Regions from separate parts of the Mus musculus genome. Here regions 2 and 3 are each linked to region 1. The links are chromatin loops, found by intact Hi-C in ENCODE. Cell type or tissue: left cerebral cortex. All regions are shown on one strand. Each heading gives the region's core, and the rest is flanking DNA. Links, peaks and the distances in the headings are about the cores only. Region 1 overlaps Ccdc138 (coiled-coil domain containing 138). Region 2 holds the start of Sh3rf3 (SH3 domain containing ring finger 3). Region 3 has its middle 13 kb from the start of Sh3rf3.

Region 1 (6,807 bases), core at 1,142-5,141:
TTCCTCTACAGAAACCCTGAAGAGATGGAGAACAAAAAGCAAGCCACCACTGAGAAGTGGAATCAGGGTGAATGAACTATGCCAGCTCCTGAGTTCACTGCTCCTCAGCAGTGGTCTGAAGGTGTGCAGGTACTCTCTGTGCCTCTCCAAGAGATCTCTACTGAGGACTCTACTGAGTGCCCAGCTGTCCCCCCGAGGACTAGTCAGCAGCCCCACATACGGGCCACTGAGTGGTCATGAGCTTTTCTACACACATGTGAGCAAAGGGAAGGATGATGGAGGGAAAGAAAGTTTCTAAAAGCTGGAAAAAAAATAACACACTGAATCAGAGTAGGAGTGCCCAGATGTGCATGGGTGTGGAGTTGCCCACTGAGGCCTGGGTAACCAACCTATCAGTGGCCACTCCTCAAAGAAAAGTGACTGTCCCTCTCTCTGCCAGCAGCGGTCACCTGCCAGGACCTCCTTAGCCTCTCCCCATATACCCATATAATGTACTTTCATCAAATCTATGCCTCATTCCTGACTTTCCCTCTATACTTTACCACGTCTCCCATCAACTTCATGAATTCTTCTTTTAAAACTCACCCAGTTCACTTAGTGCTGCCCTAATGTGTGTGGGTGCAGAGCCATCTCCTGGAATGTGAGTGGTTTCCCAGGCCACATCCTCTCCTTCAGTTGCCACTAGTTACCTAGGTGTAGGATTCTGTAGCCTACCTTTTTCCCATCCATGCTGAGCCCATGTCTTTTAATCACAAATGTATTTTATTTAACTTCAGATCCATATGTATAGACTAAGTCTGTTATTTTAAAGTGGTCTGTGTATCTTTAAAAAAAAAACACATACACACACACAACTTTTTAGCCAGTCAGCACTTAAACATGATATCAATGGAATGTTTCATTCATTTATATTTGCCACTGCAAATATTAACATAGACATATACATGCCTTAGCATTTTTAAAATGTACAATAAACTAACCAATTTGACACTGATGTATGAAAGGATATGCCATCCTAATTTTAGCAGACATTGCCATCTTTTTCAAAAAGTGAGACTATTATATCCTTTCCTCTAGTGTGTGTGTGTGTAAATATGTTTGTGTGTTTTGTATATGTGTGTGGATGTGTGTATGTGGATGTGTGTGGGGTGTATGATATGTATTGGTGTCTGGGGAGTGTTTGTGTGTGTGTATACCTACATGTACATGTGTTTGTGTGTGTGTATGTCTCTGTGTATGTGGTGTGCATGTACATGTGTGTGTAAGTATGTATGTCTGTTTTATATATATGTGTGTGTGTGTGTGTGTGTGTGTGTGTGTAGGTATCTGTGTGTATGTGTGTGTGTGGTGCCATTTCTTGAACCATCCATTCCAGCATTTAGGGTTACTGATTTTTTTTTAGTACTTTCCAGTCTTATTTAATGAAAATATGACTTCATATAATGACTTTGTTTGGGTTTGTCTTTGAGATAGGGTCTAACTATGTAGATAAGACTAGCCTGCAACTCACAGAGCTTTTCTTGTCTCTGCCTTGTGAGTGCTGGAACTTAATGAGGTGTAGCACCACTCCAACCTTTTGCATGTATGTAATTTATCAGTTTCTTTTCTACAGGTTTTTCTGTTGATAGCCTTGATCTCTTTTCTGCTAGATGATTTCTCTCTTACTGTTTTAAAATTATGTCAGTCCTTTATCTTTCATGGTTTTAAGAGGATTTCTTGTTATTGAATGTATGAATGCTGTGCCTGTGTGCATATATGTGACTGGTACCCATGGAGGTCCAAAGATCTGTCCTGGGTCGCCTGGAACTGGGTTGCAAGTGGTCGTGAGCTGCTATGTGGGTGCTGGGAACCTAACCTGGGTCCTTTGCAAGTGCTCTTAGCTGTGGAGCCAGCCCTCCAGCACCACAGGTAACTTAATTTTTAAAAAAAGATTTATTTATTTTATTATATGTAAGTACACTGTAGCTGTCTTCAGGCACCCCAGAAGAGGGCATCGGATCTCATTACAGATGGTTGTGAGCCACCATGTGGTTGCTGAGATTTGAACTCAGGACCTTTGGAAGAGCAGTCAGTGCTCTTAACCACTGAGCCATCTCTCTCTCTAGCTGTCTTCAGACACTTTTTTCTTCTCTCCAGGCTAGCTCACTCTGACCCGCCCCACTACTTTTTGACATGGGCAGATCATGTCTTTTTCAGTTTCCATCATGATATTTTAGACAGGTGGGCTTGAGACATCTCATTGTATGTCAAGGCTCATCTGGAACTTTAGATCCTTGTCCTCATTGTCCCAAGGCCTGGGGGTTATACATGTGTAACACTGGCCTAGTTTACTTCCCTCCCCTCCCCCTTTGGTTTTTCAAGACAGGGTTTCTCTGTGTAGCTAGCCCTGGCTGTCCTGGAACTTACTCTGTAGACCAGGCTGGCCTCGAACTCAGTAATCCACCTGCATCTGCCTCCCGAGTGCTGGCATTAAAGGCGTGTGCCACCATTACCTGTCTCTAGTTTACTTTTTAAAAGCTTAAATGAAAGAATTAATGTAAAAGTTTAGCAAAGATTGTCATATAGTATGTTCTTAATTAGGCAATTGTTATTATCAATAGACATTGTTAATTTTTAAGAATTGGTTTTACTTGAGATCCTAATTAAGGTTTTTTTTAGACTGTATTAGCTGTCTTTTGATATAATAAAATACCAAGCAAGTAACTTAAAACAACATATATGGGGCTGAAAGGTGACTGAGCATTTAGGAGTACTTGCTGCTCTTACAGAAAACCTGGGTCTGGGGCTGGTGAGATGGCTCAGTGGGTAAGAGCACCCGACTGCTCTTCCGAAGGTCCGAAGTTCAAATCCCAGCAACCACATGGTGGCTCATAACCATCCGTAATGAGATCTGACCCCCTCTTCTGGAGGGTCTGAAGACAGCTACAGTGTACTTACATGTAATAAATAAAATAAATAAATAAATCTTTAAAAAAAAAAAAAAAGAAAACCTGGGTCTGGTTCCCAGCACCCAGGTAGGATAGCTTACAGTTGCCTCTAACTTTAGCTCCAGGGCATCCAATGCCTTTTTCTCTGTGGGTACCAGGCATGCATGTGGTGCACACATACACAGAAAACAAGACGAAATCTTTTAACAATCCACTCAGTTTACTGGCTTACAGGCCCCTGCATTGGGAATTTGAGCTGGGCTTAGCTCCCTGATCTTTTCTGCACTGATTTTCCTCTCATCGTGGGATCTATTCTGGATCTTCCAGAAGACTCAGAAGCCCCTGAGGCTGGGTGCTTGTCCACAAGACATCAGTTTTAGTGTGCTCTGGCCAAGTCACCAGGTTCGGCAGGGGTCAGAGCTGGCAGCAGAGCTCCTTCCTCATAGGAGTCGCTGCAGAGAATTTCTCACCTTTAAAAAAAAATCTACCATGATTGAGATAAACAGATTGGCTTCTGTTGAGCAGCGCACAGCACCTGTAACCAGTTCCAGACGATCGCACACCCTCTAGTGGCCTCTTCAGGCACCACATTCATGGACACGTTCCCTCTATTCCCCACATATACATATACAAGTAAATAAAGACTTTTCAAAAGATAAGACCGCTTTTGAAAAAAAAAAAAAACAAATACTATTTTCTACCTGTGAAAACTGCTAAGAGACAACTTTTTCCTCATTTTTAAAAATTGAAAATAATTTTTTCATTGACTATATTCTGATCATGATTTCTTCTCCCTCATCTTCTCCAAGATCCTCTGCACTAACCTAACTCTACTCCTGTTTCTCTTTAGAAAACAAATAGCCAAAACAAAACAAATTTTTTAAATAGAAAGAATTAGCACAAGAAACACACACACACACCATAAAAACACAAAAATAAGAAACTGTAATATACAAGCAAAAGACCAGACCAAAAGATTAAAGAAAAAGAAAAAGGAATGAAAGAAGAAAGAAAGATGGATGGTCTTTTTAAGTTTGTAAGTTAAATATTTAACAAAAAAAGTACCATGAAGCTGGATGCAGTGGCGAACATGTACAATCAGCTCTAGAGAAACCAAGGCAAGTTTCTAGAGAAACTCAGGCACATTTAAGGCTAGCCTGATCTACACATGATGTTTCAGACCAGGCAGACCTCACACAGTAAGACTATTAACAAACAGCCCTGTGATAATCACTCCACTTAATCCTGCTAGCCATTGCAGGTAATCTCAAGTACAGTAGAGGGCGCTGCTGTGAAGCTTATTTCTGTGAAGACAGCAGGCTTCTCTAGTATATCTGTATTGTTGCTTTTTAAAAAACGTTTGGGCCTGCCAGATGACTTGGTGCCTAGGGTGTCTGCTGAGCAAGCGTAAGGACCTGAGGTTAGGTCTCTAACATCCATATGAAAGCTGAGCACAGCAGTGTGTATCTCTGACCCCAGCAGTGAGGGCTGTAGGCAGGTGTAATGCTTGGGCTCACTGGCCAGCAGCCTGTGTAACCAGAATGCTGAGAACAAGTTCAGTGAGAGACCCAACTCAAAACAAAGAAAAAAGAGGCCAGGGGCCATGAATTTGAGCGTGGGGATGTACATGGGGGTTTGGGGAAGAATGAGAAAGGGAAAATGATATAATTATATTTTAATTTTTTTTTTTTAAACAGGACAGAAAGACACCTGTGTCTGTCCTCTGCATGGACATGAACAGGGGAACATACACAAACGAGAGCTGGGAGCCAGGCGGCTCGGAATAGAACCTAGCCATTTGCTTCGTATGCATTTGTTTGCAGAGTTTCATTTATAAGTAAAAGATTAAGTATGACAGTAGTGTTCCTTAGTTTTTATTAGTGGGCGCCAGAATTGTCCGTTCCTGTGGAACTGGAGCCTAGAGGGGGTTGTGAGCCACCCAACACCACAGCTGGGCACTGAACTTAGGGACTTCACCAGAGCATGACAGTCAGGCCGCTGTTGCTTCAGTGGGCACAGCTTGCCTAACAGATTGGTATTGTAGCTTGTAAGGTTCATGGCTGTATAAGACAACGGTTACACTGGCCTTTTCCTCCAGCAGCCTGCTCTCTAAGAGCCATTCTAGTTCTGGTCTTGGTAAAATCTTGCTGTCTTTCATAATAATGGGTGGGTTACAGAATGTAGTGGACCAGAGGATAGCCCGGTTTTTTTGAAATTGTTTTTGAATGGTGTGATATTTGCTCTTTAGTAAGAGACAGAAATCCTTGTTTAAAACTCACTGAGCAAGTTTGTGTATAGTGACAGTTTTAAATGAGGGGGCATTTAGAAGTCAGTAGTAAGGTATATGACCTTAGAAGCTATTTTAAAGATACAAATACTGGGCTGGAGAGATGGCTCAGTGGATAAGAGCACCAACTGCTCTTCCAGAGGTTCTGAGTTCAATTCTTAGCACCCACATCGTGGCTCACAACCATCAATAGTGGGATCCAATGCCCTCTTCTGGTGTGTCTGAAGACAGCTATAGTGTACTCATATATATAAAATAAACAAATCTTTAAAAAAAGATATAAATACTAATATTGTTTAAATTCATAAAAGTATGTGGTTATTATAACCAAATACGGCAATGTATACTATTGTACTATTTAATAATAATTATAATAATATGTAAATAATAATACTACTATTTAATAATAATTAATATCATTACTTTTCCTTTTTTAGTATAAAAAACAAAATTGAGTTATTATTATTATTATTATTATTATTTTGGTTTTTGAGACAGGGTTTTTCAGTGTAGCCTTGGCTGTCCTAGAACTTGCTCTGTAGATCAGGCTAGCCTTGAACTCACGAAGATCTGCCTGCTTCTTCCTCCTGAGTGCTGGGATTAAAGGCATGTGCCACCATTGCTCAGTGGGGCTTATTTTAATACTGAAATACGAATATGCTAAATGAGTTTATGCCGTTGTAATTGGACTGCCTTTTCTCTCTCCTGTTCCATAGAGTTCAGTGAGGGGGGTGAATCTAAACTTAGGACCTCTTGTTATTTAATTCTTTTATATTTTTATTTTACTAAAGTGATGGTTCTTTTTGTTTAGCCTTCTGTTTCTGATTGAATAACTGACGCACAGGCGGTTGATTGTTTGTGTTGTTTCTAGCTGACTACCTAGCTCAAGCGTTTGACTCCCTTTGTTTGGACTTGAAGACAGATGAAGGAAAAACCTTATTTTTGGAGTACCAAGCCATTCCAGTAATCCTAAAACACCTGAGAATATCCAGTAAAGGGCTCTTATCCAATGTCATCGACAGCCTGCTTCAGATGACAGTAGAGTCAAGTAAGTTTTTATCTTGTATGTCTGTAAAGAAATGATGCTTGCGTTTCCCTCTGATCAGAACGTGTTAACCTCATACACCAGGCACTTCTGCACAGTGCTGTAAATGGTGGCTGTTTGGCAACTTGACACACGTGTCATACCTTGTTGTGTGCCCCAGCCCCCTGCCCTCCTCTGTGCCCCTTTACCAGCTGGCTTCGGTCTTCCTCCAGCTAGTCCTCCTTTGTCCCTTCCTAGCACGTTTCCTGTTGTCATTCCTATTTCCCACATCCCCTGCAACCTCTTCCTCCCCTCTCATGATTCCTTTTCTACTTCAGTATCCTGCAAAAACAAACATATAGCTATAGCTATATACCTGTGCACATAACCTAAAATGTAAGCTCCTGTATGAGAAATAATGTGATCTTTGTCCCTGAGTCTGGTTTATTTCATTTTTCATAATTCCATTTGCATCTGTTTTCAGAAAATGTCATGATCTTGTTTTTCTTTATGCCGTATAAAGTTCCCTCAAGTATGTGCATATGCCACGTTTTCTCTTAACTCACCTG
Region 2 (6,807 bases), core at 1,893-5,892, 250 kb after region 1:
TAGGCAAGTGTGACTGATAAGACCCCCACTGCCAGCTAGCCCTTTCCCTCCCATCTTTAGCTTATCAAATGGAAAGGCTCCATTGCTATTTTCTGAGAAAAAACCCTGGCTTCTCTCCCCGCTCAAGTTCCATCTATCACCTTCAGTGAAATAACTTCCAGATTCACACCCCATCCTGACCGCCCTCCAGAGCTGTGTGTGACTCATACCCCTAACTGCCAGACGTCTGCACCTCCTCACCCTTCTGAAATCTCAGACCTGGTTCTGAAATAAAACTCACTTGATGGCCCCTTAAGCTGGTCCCTCTGGATTTTTTTTTTTTTTTTTTTTTGGGTCAACTGTAATCCTCTTGCATCTGATAACTGACCTGGAAGTGATAAATTGTGGGTATTACTGTATGCATTCAGCAAGTATCTATTGAGTGCCTACTGTGTGCACAGCACTCTGTGTATAAAAGTGGAAAAGTTTACAAACCAGAATCAAAGACTGAAACAACTCAGGTAGAGGAAAGGGGGACAAATCCCCTGTGTCAGCTGGAAAGGAAGGACACAGCCAGGATGCTAAGAACATGAGCAGTTTGCCAGATCAGGGGAAGGAGGTAATACAGATTGAGTGCACACCATTTGCTCTCCATTTTACACTCTGCTGGTGGGCCAGAAGCACATCCTAAGAGGAGGGGTGGAGATCAAGCAGTTAGCTTGGGAGGAACGCTGAGGACTTTCAGTAGGCATGTAACAGGGACATAGAGAGAACACAGTATGTAACCAATAGATCTACGAAGCCAGGCATGGTGGCACACATAAGCAGGAGGATTGTGGGTTCAAGGCCAGTACTGGTTGCATGGTATGCTGGAGTATGACGGGCAAAGAACCTAGAGTTTTGATGATCAAGGGCTGGATGAGGAAATTTTTAGGAGAGAAGGGATGGGGCATCCTATTTTCCCTTCTAAATAGGGGACCAAAGGCGATTGGTCCGTGTGGCGCGCATGGAGGTATAGACTACTCTGGCTACCACCTTTCACGTGTTTCCTGTGGAATTACCCTCAGACACGTAGAGAACTAATCTGTTATCACCACTCTAATTCTCAATCCATCTAAATTAACTACCATACTTACAATTAACAAGATGAAGCAAACATTTCCTTCCAATATGTTATCCAACCCCAGGGATTTCGAAGGCCTCAGACCTCTAAGGAGATGAAATGTCTAATTATCCCTTCTGTAGAAGCTACACCTGCCCTGGGCTTCCTGTATCCGTGAGGCAAATTCTACTCATGATCTACACAGCTCGTCTGTATGGTCAGCTCTGCTCTCTTGAAAGCATCTGGTTAAGTGAGGGGGGGCACATTTATCGAAGAAATGCTGTTAATTCATTCATTCATCAAGTAGATCACTTGGGTGTCTTTTCAGCAGAAAGGCCAAATGCCTACTGTTGCACTTCAACACAGTGACCACTGTCTCAGTTGGGTGCTTTCATTGGTCTCTGGCTGATAATCAAACAGGTATCAACTAGAATTCTCAGTCACAAATGCCAAATGGCAGCTTGGGATGATTTCAGAGAAAGGAATTGTTTTTAAAAAGTGGAGACAGCTCTATGATCAATAAAGCCGGCAGAGCAATGGAGGCTACAGCTGAGCTCATCACCACAGTCACGGACGGCCTGGAGATGCCAGTTGAATGCTTCTGCAATCAAGCAGGCGCTGCCGGTCTCCTGCCTTGTGATGTCGGTGGCTCTGGAGGCTGCATCTAAACCCCTCCTGCCACCTGTCAGAGCATGGCTGGTTGGAGAAACACCGTTAGATTGGCTGAGCCTAAGTCACATCTCCCCTCTTTCACTGGAAAAACAAATTCCTGTCTAGCACCAAGTGGAGAATGTAAGAACCAAGGTGTTAGCGTCTTGGTAGCCACAAGCTGCACAGCTGCCCCACTCCACTGCCTTTAAGATTCTTCTTCTTCTTCTTCTTCTTCTTCTTCTTCTTCTTCTTCTTCTTCTTCTTCTTCTTCTTCTTCTTCTCCTTCTCCTTCTCCTCCTCCTCCTCCTCCTCCTCCTCCTCCTCCTCCTCTTCCTCCTCTTCCTCCTTCCTCCTCTTCTTCTTCACCTTCTTCTCCTTCTTCTTCTTTCTGTCCCTTGTAACTCCGTGGCTCAGGCCTCCAGCTTCCTTACCACTTTCTGGTTCCCAGAATTGGAAACAATCTTGCAAATGAGATCTGACAAGTCCGAGGTCTGATGGGACTCTTTCCTCCTGTATCACAGCCTGTAACCTTACATTCAGGCATCTGAAGACTTCATGACTTTCCTCTACTGCCAATGCTAGATGGACGACACATGTTGGCTCACAGTATTCTGGTGGTTGACTGAATTCCCAGCTATTTTTATATGAATGGCTGCAAAGCCAGCTCGTCCATCACTGACTTACATACTTGGCTTATTGAACATGTGAAACTTTAGCCAAGAAACCTAAAACTGTATTCGTAATGCTTCAACTATTTAGGCCACACCCTTGAGTTTTTTTTTTCTTTCAGACTATACTGGAATACTTCAACCAGAACTTGCGAACTGGAGCTCTTTGGGCTAATTTAGTCACATATTTATTTTTGGTTGAATTTGAAAACAGAATTATTTGTCGACTGTTCAACATACTTACAGAAAGTTAGGCCTCTAATTCTCTTAAAAGACAGGAAGATGTCGCAATACTTGACATCGTTTCTTCAGAACAGTGAATGAGAGATTGCCACTGTCAAGGAGTCGTCTTCCCTTGGAAGGTGCAGGTAGCACATCACAGGGTGGAATCTAGCTGCTGACCTGATTTGCATGCCCCGCCCAGCCTTCACTCGACTTTGGCAACTGGGGCTGACAACTGTGGGAGTGGGCTGTGGTGGGTGCTGGGGCTGACCGGGATCACAGGAAACCCAGGCACTATGGGTCCAGTAGCTTTTCATTTATCCATCTTCACTGTGGTTGTACATAATGAGGGACTCAGAGGACAGACATGTCCTGGGCTCTCAGGACATCTTTTTGCTTTCCTAGATGCTTGTTCTGGGAACCATACTTCCTTTTCTGTGCCACTTCCAAGGGTGCTGCCAGATTTCATACGGTTTTGCTTCTTTCTATAGACACCACCTCAGAGGACAGCTGCTGCTAGCTCAGGCTAGGTTACAGGACTTTCAAACTTCTAGTAAGACCATGAAAGTATCAGATGCCCATCTTGTCAGTGGGTGATGCTAATTTCATGCTATACTGCTGGATCCAGTACAAGCGGCAGTCATATTTTCTATCATGCGGTGACTGGTGCCCAGCGCACGGTGGAGGGAAGGAGGAAGCCACCACATATACAGGGGAAGAACATGGCTTAGGAGAATCTGCCTGCACTAGTCTGCCCCAGCCCTTAGCCTGTAGTCCCCTAAGATTACTTTTATTTTGCACCTTTTAAAATTCTCCTAAGCTTTATTTCTCTCTTGCATCCAAAAGCACTCAGGCTATATCATCATGGACAGCAACTTTGTTCTTTGTTCTTTGCACACACACCCTTTCCCGGGTCCTGATCACCACTCATAAATCAGGCATTCTGGACCCTCTCACAATTCCCCTTGGGTGTTCCTGAGCAAAAGTCACTCACCTCCCTACCCCCTTCATAACAGACAATAGACAGACATAGGCAATAATAGACATAGACAGACAATTCTATCTTATACCCTTGCCAATACTTGTGTAAATGATACAGAGATCGGCTGGGACAACTCTATGCTCCTGGGAATTTCCAGAGACTAGCAGTCTGATAGGAACTCAGGATATCTGGAATTGGGGTGCTAAATACTGCATTCAAATCATCACTGGATGAGATCAAGTCACTCTTTCGATCATTCAATGGATATTTACTAAACACGCCGTGTGGAAGATACTACTACACTGTAAGGGACACGTGGCTTATAGGCAACCGCTCTGCTACCATGTGGTCTTTTTGCATTTGGGTTCTGTGGTCACAAAAACCACATTTAATAAAATGGCTTCATAATAATGAGAATCAATTTCCTTACCCGTGTAATGAAGTTAAAGCAATTATTTCACAGGGTTGTTTAAGAGCATTAAAACAATGCAGATATTATGTTGGCATTTAAGTATCAGCAAAATTTTTTTCTCCCTAAAAACGAAGAAAAGTGACATTCAGCTTCACAAACAACAGGGCAGCCCAACCGGCAGGAGGGGCATCCACACCACTTTGGATGCTTGCCCTGGCATCTCCCAGCTGTGCATCATCCAGCTTTCTGGACCTTTGCCTGTGCGGGGCTCGAGAGCGTTGGGAACACGAGGGGCCCACCAGGGGGCAGCACACGGTAAGAAATCTTGTACACCGACCGCAGCCCACCGCCAAACTTCCCTGCTGCTCCAGGTCCTCGTACGTACTTCCGTCGCTCTGACGCTCCCAGAACCCCGGGCATCGGGAAGGAGCGCACATTCCCCCTCTTTTGAGCCTCCCGAGGAATATTTGGAGCTGGGTTCATCAGAGCTCACCAGAGCGGGCGCTGGAGTCTTTCACCGCGCCGCCAGGGGCGCGGCGCTCGGCCAGGGTGTGCTGGCGCGTGGGCGGCGGCGTCAGTCACACATCAGTGATTCTGGAGAGGGCAGCCGGCTTCCCGAAGGAGTAGTCGCGGCCCCGGCAGCCCCCGACCCGGCCATCTCCAGCGACTTCCCTTCTCGCCTCAAGGGACACCCCCGCACCTATACCCACAGCTGTCACTTGGGCATGCTGGCAGGAGAGGGGACACAAGCAAGAGTGCTCCCTGGAGTCGTCCAGAAGGATGCCTGGGTGTCTGATGCGTCCTCCGGCTGCTCTCCAGCGCTGGCTAAGAAAGCAGTCGGGATGATGCTCCCAAACTTTCCTTCGCGGAGGCGTTGAGAAGAAACGTCCCTTCCTGAAGCTCGCGGAGAATCCAGAGTCTGGCGTCCAGAGGGGACAGGGCCAAGCCTGCGCAGGGGAAGTTCTCCGGAGCCCCGGAGGTGGCCTAAAGGGAGAAGCTCCAAGGCAGGAGAGGTGTCCGTTTCCCAACACCCCCGCAGTGACTGTGACCTCTGCGCGTCCCCCGCACATGGTCCCGCGACCCAGGGACGAGATCCGGCTGAGCTAGTTGAGCAAGGCGGCGGTGCTCTGGCAGCCCGAGGGCGCATGGAGGCGCCGAGGGGGGCGGTGCGGCTCGCCTGCGGCGCGGGGGAGCGTGCACGCCGCGCCCCGGTCTCCCTGGGGACCTGGCCGGCCTCTCCCTGCACTCCCCGCTGCTGGGCTCCCGGGCGCGGGCGGCGCGGCAGCACAGGTGTTGCCCGCAGCGGCGGTGCGCGCGCGTAGGCTGATTGGGCTCGGCTGGCTGGAGTTGCCTCGGGGCTCCGGAACTCCGGTGCCTGCCTCGCGGGCAGGCTCGGCGTGTCACTTTGCAAATCGTGGAGGCTAGTGCCTCGGGCTGTCAGCACGCGCCGCGCGGGGACCGAACCCTGTTTATTGACGGCGACTGCCCGGGCTAGGCGCAAATGCCCGCTCTCCTCGGCGGGCCGGGCTCTGGCTGCTAGACTTAGGCGGCTCGCTGGGCCCGCGCTGGCGCCTCCCCCATGCTGCTTGGGGCGTCCTGGCTGTGCGCGTCCAAGGCGGCGGCCACCGCAGCTCGGGGCGAGGGCGAGGACAGGCAGGGTGAGCAGCAGAGGGGGGCCCAGGCGAGGACTGAAGAGGATATGGACGAATCATCGCTGCTGGATTTGCTGGAATGCTCTGTGTGCCTGGAGCGCCTGGACACTACGGCCAAGGTGTTGCCATGCCAGCACACCTTCTGCCGACGCTGTCTGGAGAGCATCGTGTGCTCGCGCCACGAACTACGTTGTCCCGAGTGCCGCATCCTGGTGGGCTGCGGTGTGGACGAGCTGCCCGCCAACATACTGCTAGTGCGCCTGCTGGATGGCATCCGCCAGAGGCCCCGCACGGGTGCCAGCCCGGGGAGCAGCCCTCCCGCGCGCCCGGGCCCCGGTACGTTCTCAGCGCTCGCTGGTGGCGCTGGAGGGGCGACAGGCAGTCCCCCGTGTTCTCCGGTCTTTCTCTCAGCGGCCGCAGGCAGCTCTACCTCCAGTTTGTGCGACGTGGCGACTAATAGGAGTGTGCCAGTGGCTAAGGTAAGAATGTATCCCAGTGACATGGCGCCACTGTGTGGGAATGTGTAAGCTTGTCCGCACGTGTATGTGCAAGTAGTTTGTGATTAGAAGTAGAGGGACTAGCCGTGGATCCCCGTGGCCCACTCGTTTGTTTTATTCTTCTTTAACAACTTCTCTGTTTCCCAGGGACTCTGCCTAGCTGTCAGTTCCTACTTTACCAGTTCTTGACTACATCCCATCACATACATTCCTCTGCCCCACATCCTTACTTCAAACTTCTTGTGGGCACCTTAAGTCGCTTTCCAAGCTCAGTCCTTACATCTTCTCCCCCAAACCTGTTCATATGTGAGGCAGAACCCATCCTCTCATTAGGTGGACATGCCATCTGTCCTGCCGTTCTCTACCACTTCCATTTTGACTAGGCTGGCCGGTCCTGTATGTCTGTCTGTTGATCCATACATCCATCCACTCATCTATCTTTAACTTTGATCACCCCTCCAATTCTCCAGAAACAACCATCTTTTGCCACACCTCCTCAGTCCTGCTCTTCCCTCTCAGACCACCAATTGGGGACTTATTGCTTAATGGTTCACTGGTTCTGATCGCTGACCGGGAGTTAGCAGTCTCTTGCTGCTTAGCCGTGGAGGACAGGGGAGAGGGCAAAGTGGCAGACATTGCCCG
Region 3 (6,807 bases), core at 933-4,932, 240 kb after region 1:
TATAAACATTGTTTTCCTAGATAGTTTTTTTTCTTAGATTAAGTTGTTTCAAATATCCTAATCAGATCAAATTCTTCTTCTTCTTCTCCTCCTTCTCCTCCTTCTCCTTCTCCTCCTCCTTCTTCTTCTTTTAAAGATTTATTTATTTATTATGTAAGTACATTGTTGCTGTCTTCAGACACACCAGAAGAAGGCATCAGATCCCCTTACAGATGGTTGTGAGCCACCACGTGGTTGCTGGGAACTGAACTCAGGACCTTTGGAAGAGCAGCCAGTGTTCTTAACCACTGAGCCACCTCTCCAACCCAAGATCAAATTCTTATAGACCATAATGGCAAATACCTGTATTAACATTGTGCCTAAGTGTAGCATGTGCTTCTGGGGTCTTTTGTGCAGTGTTGGGTTTTGGTTTGAGATTTTTTGAATGGGTAGAAATGGTTGAAGTTAGAGGAACCATGAAGACACTCGATGAGGATTAGGAGGGTAATCAATTACCTCTGTGGCTAAGTGAACCTCTGTGGAGATGAAGCCAGTCCACCATCAGCAAGCACTGTCAGTGTGGCAGCGCGTCCTACTACCTGCATGAGCTCAACCCACAGGTGCATTCAGCCTGCTGGGTTCAAAACTCCACTGCTCCTGTGGGCTTCTGTCAGCTGGCTATAGAACAGATGTCCAAAGCCGCGCCTGCCTTTTCTCCACTGTGAGTCACTCTACTTGAGAAGCAGAAAGTAGCAGATAAGAGAACTGTCAGCTGCCTGGGGGGGAGTCTGAGAGAGGACACAGATGGCCGAAAGGAACCACGAAGAAGTGATAGGTGAGGGTTTCCACACCCCCCCCCCGCCCCCGCTCTTTCTGAAAGACTTCTATGAATAGTTCTTGGTCTTTATAAAATCCTGTGTCAATTAGCAAAGGATCTGTATTCCAAGCAGTGTGTCACTAGGCCAGGTCATTGTTGAGCACGCATCTAGGTGCACTTACACAGACTCAAAGGTGGAGGCCATTCTCTTTCGTGGTCTTTCCATGACTTTCAGTGATCACATGATGTGTGAGGCTGAGCTGGCACGCTGGTGGAGGCTACTTTGCACTAGGCTTTTATTTTATAAGTAAAACTACACTCTAAAACATTGACTAAAGAGCCTCACAGTCAATCCATTAAGCCAATCACAGAGTCATTTGCTATCACTGTGGAGTGTGGCGAACATAACATAATTATATGTGCTACACTTTTGTACAGCTGGCAGTGCGGTAAGCTTGTTTATGCCAGCATTACAGTAGACTAAAGAGTAATGTGCTACAATGTTACCATGACTACAAAGTCACCAGGCAACAGGAAAACCTCAGCTTCATTGGAATCTCATATGACTACCATCATATAATAGAACTTTGTTATGTGGTCCATGACTCTATTTGTCTTGGTGTACATGGAATGTGGAGGTCTAAGGTTGATGTCTACAGGTATAATTGTGCGGCTGAAGTGTTTACTTACATCCATGTGTGCCCATGTATGTAACACAAACACACACACACACACACACACACACACACGCACACGCACACGCGCACACACGAACACAAACATCATCTAGTCATGGCGTTTTCTAAGTATTAAGGACAAAAAGCTTATGAAAAATCACTAGGAAGAAAAAAATGAGAACCAAATCTTCTAAAGACAGCAACAATTAAAAATGATTATTTTACAATTAAATGCAAATTTTCAGATTAACATTCAATACAAGGTAAGAAAATAAGATTTCAGGACTTCCCAAGGAAAAATATAGTTTTATGCCTCACGGGGTCTGACAAGCAAGGTATACTCTTAGCAGCCACATCCTTACTGTGGGTCTGTCAGATTTTGTTGTTACTTCTTCTTTGTGGTGACTTGTTTCTCTAGCTTTATTTTTGTATGTTTGGATTTTCAAAGTTGTTTTATTTAGCGAATTGCCTTAGATCCATATACACAGATAAGACAAAGAGAGGTAACCTGAACAGGAACTGTGTATGGGCTATTGGTGCTGGGATCTCTCCCTGGGCAGTGCTCTGAGTCCTAGGGTGCTATCCTATGTTTGGAGAGATTGTTCAAAAGGTTATTCTCCGTGGTGGCTTCTCTCTCAGTTTCATTTTTTTTTCCTCTGGGCCACAAGGAGTCTGTCACCAGCCCTGCAGGCTATTGACTGCCAGTAGTGGGGACAGTGTGATTCCACAGAGGCCATCTTCATAGGGACTGTGCCCCTTTGGCATGGGGATGGTCTTGTGTCACCATCAACGAGGACTTTAGTTCTTGTGACATAGCTATAGTGGGATTTACGCCAGGACACCGAGTACCACCAAGTGTGTTGCCCTGGCCTAAGAAGTCAAAGCTTTTTCTCTGAGGGAGAGGGGCCTGGATAGGACAAAGACTCAGGCATGCTTACTGTCCTTTCCTTGGTGGCTGCAGTGCCGGGACCCTTTCCCCAGGGTTGTTGTCACTACTGTGTAAATAATAGGAGGTTGGAAGAGTGTACTGGCTGGTTTTGTACGTCAACTTGACACAACTGGAGTTGTCACAGAGTAAGGAGCCTCTATGAGATCCAGCTCTAAGGCATTTTCTCAATTAGTGAACAAGGGTGGGAGGGCCCATTGTGGGTGGTGCCATCCCTGGGCTGGTAGTTTTGGGTTTTATAAGAAAGCAGGCTGAGCAAGCCAGGGGAAGCAAGCCAGTAAGAAACATCTCTCCAGGGCCTCTGTATCAGCTCCTGCTTCCTGACCTGCTTGAGTTCCAGTCCTGACTTCCTTTGGTGATGAACAGCAATGTGGAAGTGTAAGCTGAATAAACCCTTTCCTCCCCAACTTGCTTCTTGGTCATGATGTTTGTGCAGGAATAGAAACCCTGACTAAGACGGAAGAGTGTCTTCAAACAGACAGAATGCCCCTGGACTTGCATACTCTGGGCAGCTCATGCTCACCTTCAGCACTGCTGAAGTGGCTAGCACCTGCCCCAGGCTAGCCAATGCTGGAGCCATCTCTTCTTGGTGAGCCTGTTCTTCCTAAGACAGTGCTCCATCTGCCTGTTTTACATCTTGAACCTTTTATGGACCCAGGACACACAACCCTGTTGCTTATTTAGCTGTTGTTGTGGCCTCGTGGTTAAAATGCAGAACTCCCTCTTTAGCTTCCTATATTTCAAGCGGAACCAGGATTTCGTGTGTATATGTGTGCACATGGGTTCATGTGTTTCAGCAAATTCACCACACTACTACTGGCCAGCTGATCTAGAGGTAGATTAGACAAAAGAACGATTGAAAAATTGGGAAAGAGCCTGTTAAGATGGGGAAGGGTTCTTTTATGGTTGTTTGGTCTTTCGCATCTCCTTTTGGAAATTTGGAGTCCCTGTATCACACAGCTATCATAGATGGGCTCGTACATGTGCTCAACAACACTGTCATAGGCACACATCAGGCTGACCAGCTTCCTGGTCACTAGGGCTACTGATACTGGTGGGCAGCATATCCCCTGGCTCACAAACAGGGCATGAGATGGGTAATTGTTGATAACTCGGATCTCGGATTTTACAGAGCACAGTGAAGTGTGCGTAAAGTCACGAAAATAAACAAACTAAAGGCTTGAAACTGGGGGTGGGTGCATTGGCTGAAATGAAGAGGGGGTTCACTGGTAGGGGAAACAGATGAGAGATAATGGGGGGCAGACGATGAAGATACATTAGAAATGCAAATAAGCATGGCTTGTGAAAGGATAAGTAAAATTAGAAAAGAATGAAATGAAAATAAAAGCTCTTCAGAGTGAAATGAAATATCCTGCTAAAGTTTTCTTGATCACAAAATACCCCGATGGCTTAATGAAGGTAGAGGAGCACTTAATTTTTTTTTTTTTCCTTACTTGACTCGACAATTGGAGTCAAGAATAATAGCTGTAGAGATCTGGAGCTATAGTTTCTCAAAACCCATCAGAGCCCGTGGGCGAGCCTGTCAGCTGAGAAAAGCCATTCAAGAGCTTTTCATTTTGGGAGACGTGTTAAGAAGTAACAATGACGCTGAGCGAAACCAAAGCCTTTCGGTAATTACTTAACGTGTTGCTTTGTTCTAATAATGGAGTTCGGGAGGGAACACGACTTCGAAGGCCAAGCAGAATAAACACAGCGAAGAATCTCGTGAAACACTCAGCTCTTTTTAAAGGGACGAAGCCTGGGGGGGTGGGGGCAGAAATGGTTTGCGAAAAGAGCACCCCTGCAAGCTGCGTGACCGAGGGAAGGAGGGAATTATTTATGGAGGACCAGCTATGTATTCGCTGTGCTGGGCTTAGGCCCACAATGCCTAGCAGCCTGCTTTGGGGGCCGGCGGGGCAGCTGTCGTGGGCCGGAAGGCAGCAGCTTGCAAAGCAAAGAAAGGCAGGCAGCTCAGATCTAGCTTTGGTGAGAGCCTTAACATGGAAGCCATTATAAATGTGCTAGAAAACAGGTTACAGGTATCAAAATGCTTGCTGTTTGCTAGATACTCTTCAAAGTGCTTTCTGTGTACGAGGGAGCCATTGTGCATACCCATTTCCCCGATGAAGGGTCTAGGAACCACCAGTTGGGAACAAAAACAAAAGAGATTTAAGATATGCATTGTGCTTTTGAACAAGATTGCCGACCTGGGTCAAAATGTGCTAACCTGGTCTGTAAAGGTGTCTTTTAATAGAGCAATCTACCTAGAGGAGGAAAGTAGAGTAGAGCAAACCAGGTATTCTTATCTGTGTAGCCTCAGGTTCTCCAAAGGCATCAGGACTGAATGTGCCTGGCTGTAAGAAATGAATGAATGAAGAAATTAACCTGAAGGGCACAGGCACCTTTCTGAGGTTTGTTGTTTTGTTACTAAAAACTGGGAATAATTGTTCAGAAACTTACTTCATTGCATAGGATTTAACCCTATGCTCCCTTCCCTATGATACAAGGTACGGGTAACTATGGGAGCTAAAAGCAAAGAGGGAACCGAGTCTGAATCTCATTGCAAATGTGAATTTAACTCAGAACTTTAATGGCATTTTGAAATGGCTTTTGTATTTAATTATAGATAACCCAGGTAAACACAGGCAAGCCATTACTCAAAGGCACGCAGACACAGGAAGTCCAAGAATACCAACAGAGTGTTAACAACCAGTTATTTATTGCAAATTAAATTAAATTAAATTGTTTTCATCAAATGCAATGCTTTGCTGACTAATAAAATTATACATTCTCTTTATACGATATGAATACTTATTATTCCATCATCCTTTATAGGTAAAACAAGACTTCATAAATGTGATAAAAATTACATTTAACTTAAACCAATACATTAAGACTTGGTTGCACTAATTCAGCTGCAATTATGTAATGTTAAAAGGACACTGAATTAATTTTCTCTCCATGAGATAATGGTCATGCAGCAATTCTTCCATTTCCCCTTATGTTCTTCTTGCTATAAAAACAACTCTTGATCTTTAGATTCTGCTATTCCAAATATGGGAAGTTCAGTACAGATCCGAAAACCCTGGGATTTGTGCCAGGTCTTGTTTAGAACAGACTGAGTAGAATAGAAGTGAATAGAAGACATTCACCTCTGAGGGGGCCCCACATGCTTCTCCCTTCAGCTCTTAGAGGCACTTTTCCTATCTCACCTCCATCTCTAGATCTCTCTTCACACATTGCTGGAGGTTACAGAGGATATACTGGGGTCAAACACACATAGGCACATCCACAAAGCAGAAGTTAGTACATTGTAAGTACAATTCTAGTTGACCAGTTGTCCGGATGTTCATCGTCCTGGGATGCATGGCTTCCGTTTACCTTCCTGACGTGCAAAACTAGCTTTGTGAGTAGGCAAAGCTGCTCCAGAGTTAGGTGCCCGGAACTATAAGTCTCTGAGCCACTATTGCAGTCAGAATTTCTTGTCACTGAAATTTAGCATCCTTCCAACATCACCATGTTCCTAACAAGAGCACAGTATCTGGGAGCTCTCTCCCAAATCACAAGACACAGCCATCTCATCATCCGCTAAAAATAATGCTTAGTATCAAAGGGCATGCATGTCCTTCCAGTTCCCCGCCCCATCTTGGGTGTGCTTAGAATTTAAAGATGATATCGCTAGAAGTATAGAACCTTAGCATTGCAGGGTCCTTAAAGATTATTGATCCAACTTCCTAACCAATGTGAGCAGTGTGCAATCTGATTCATCGGATTCGAAGTTCCTACTTCTGCCTCTGTTTATGGAGCTGTCTTAGGAGGTAGCTGTGTGTGCCTTCCTGGATCCAGGTGACACTAGTCGGCTAGCTCACATTAGGAGAAGAGAGTAGCAGTGTCACATGGCCTGGTCTGTGTATGTGTTCAGTTTCTTGTGGGAAGCTGAGGTTCCAGGCAGTAGCAGGACAAGGCTGTAGACCCTGCTGTGTCAAAATAGCCATGATACCCAAATTAGCAAGGATTCAGAATCAACTTGCATTAGTATAAATTCCAGAAAACTTGAGATTGGCTTTTTACAGCAACGACTATAAATGCACTAGCACAGTTAGCTATGTAGTTACTGCCTGAAGACTTCATGCTAAAAATACCACCACTCTATGAGGCAGCATGTCTTCTCCGTCAGTTGGTGACCCCAGCAAAGACCAACCAGTATCCTCTGCCAGACATGTGTGCCTGTGATCTCAGTCACCAGTCCATCAGAGCAGAGGCCAGACAAGCTATCCCCACTGAGTCCTGTCCAAAGGACGAGTTTATGAGCAAATCAAATGGTGCCACTGTACGGAAATAGTTAACTAAAAATTTAATCCTAGGATCTTATGATAAGTCCTACAAAT

What was found. Hi-C counts contacts between places; a loop is a spot of excess contacts. Peaks named below come from ENCODE experiments on the same cell type or tissue, not always from the same donor. Only the 100,000 strongest peaks of a DNase experiment are listed, where the experiment ranks them.
Region 2: a loop joins it to region 1, with 4 times the contacts of the local background. A loop is called at or near these places in 2 of 42 quality-filtered maps.
Region 3: a loop joins it to region 1, with 4 times the contacts of the local background. A loop is called at or near these places in 2 of 42 quality-filtered maps.

The regions. Positions count from the first base shown.
Region 1 is chr10:58,555,816-58,562,622 of GRCm38, forward strand. It overlaps Ccdc138 (coiled-coil domain containing 138), which reads left to right. Exons shown (of 16, transcript NM_001162956.1): 14 at 6,086-6,262. It also overlaps the pseudogene Gm18042. Among named protein-coding and RNA genes, the nearest start is that of Ccdc138, 61 kb to the left of the region's middle. In left cerebral cortex, for the core only: CTCF peaks have their summits at 3,510 (motif pointing left) and 4,216 (motif pointing right); DNase peaks (open chromatin) are centred at 3,488 and 4,213.
Region 2 is chr10:58,807,980-58,814,786 of GRCm38, forward strand. Sh3rf3 (SH3 domain containing ring finger 3) reads left to right here and starts at 5,380. Exons shown (of 10, transcript NM_172788.3): 1 at 5,380-6,147. The coding sequence starts at 5,596. In left cerebral cortex, for the core only: CTCF peaks have their summits at 4,323 (motif pointing right) and 4,522; DNase peaks (open chromatin) are centred at 3,289, 4,372, 4,787, 5,290 and 1 more place; H3K4me3 peaks cover 2,467 bases; H3K27ac peaks cover 1,555 bases.
Region 3 is chr10:58,797,078-58,803,884 of GRCm38, forward strand. No RefSeq gene overlaps it. Among named protein-coding and RNA genes, the nearest start is that of Sh3rf3, 13 kb to the right of the region's middle. In left cerebral cortex, for the core only: no CTCF peak of the experiment used is centred there; DNase peaks (open chromatin) are centred at 1,252, 2,505, 4,034 and 4,254; H3K27ac peaks cover 1,377 bases.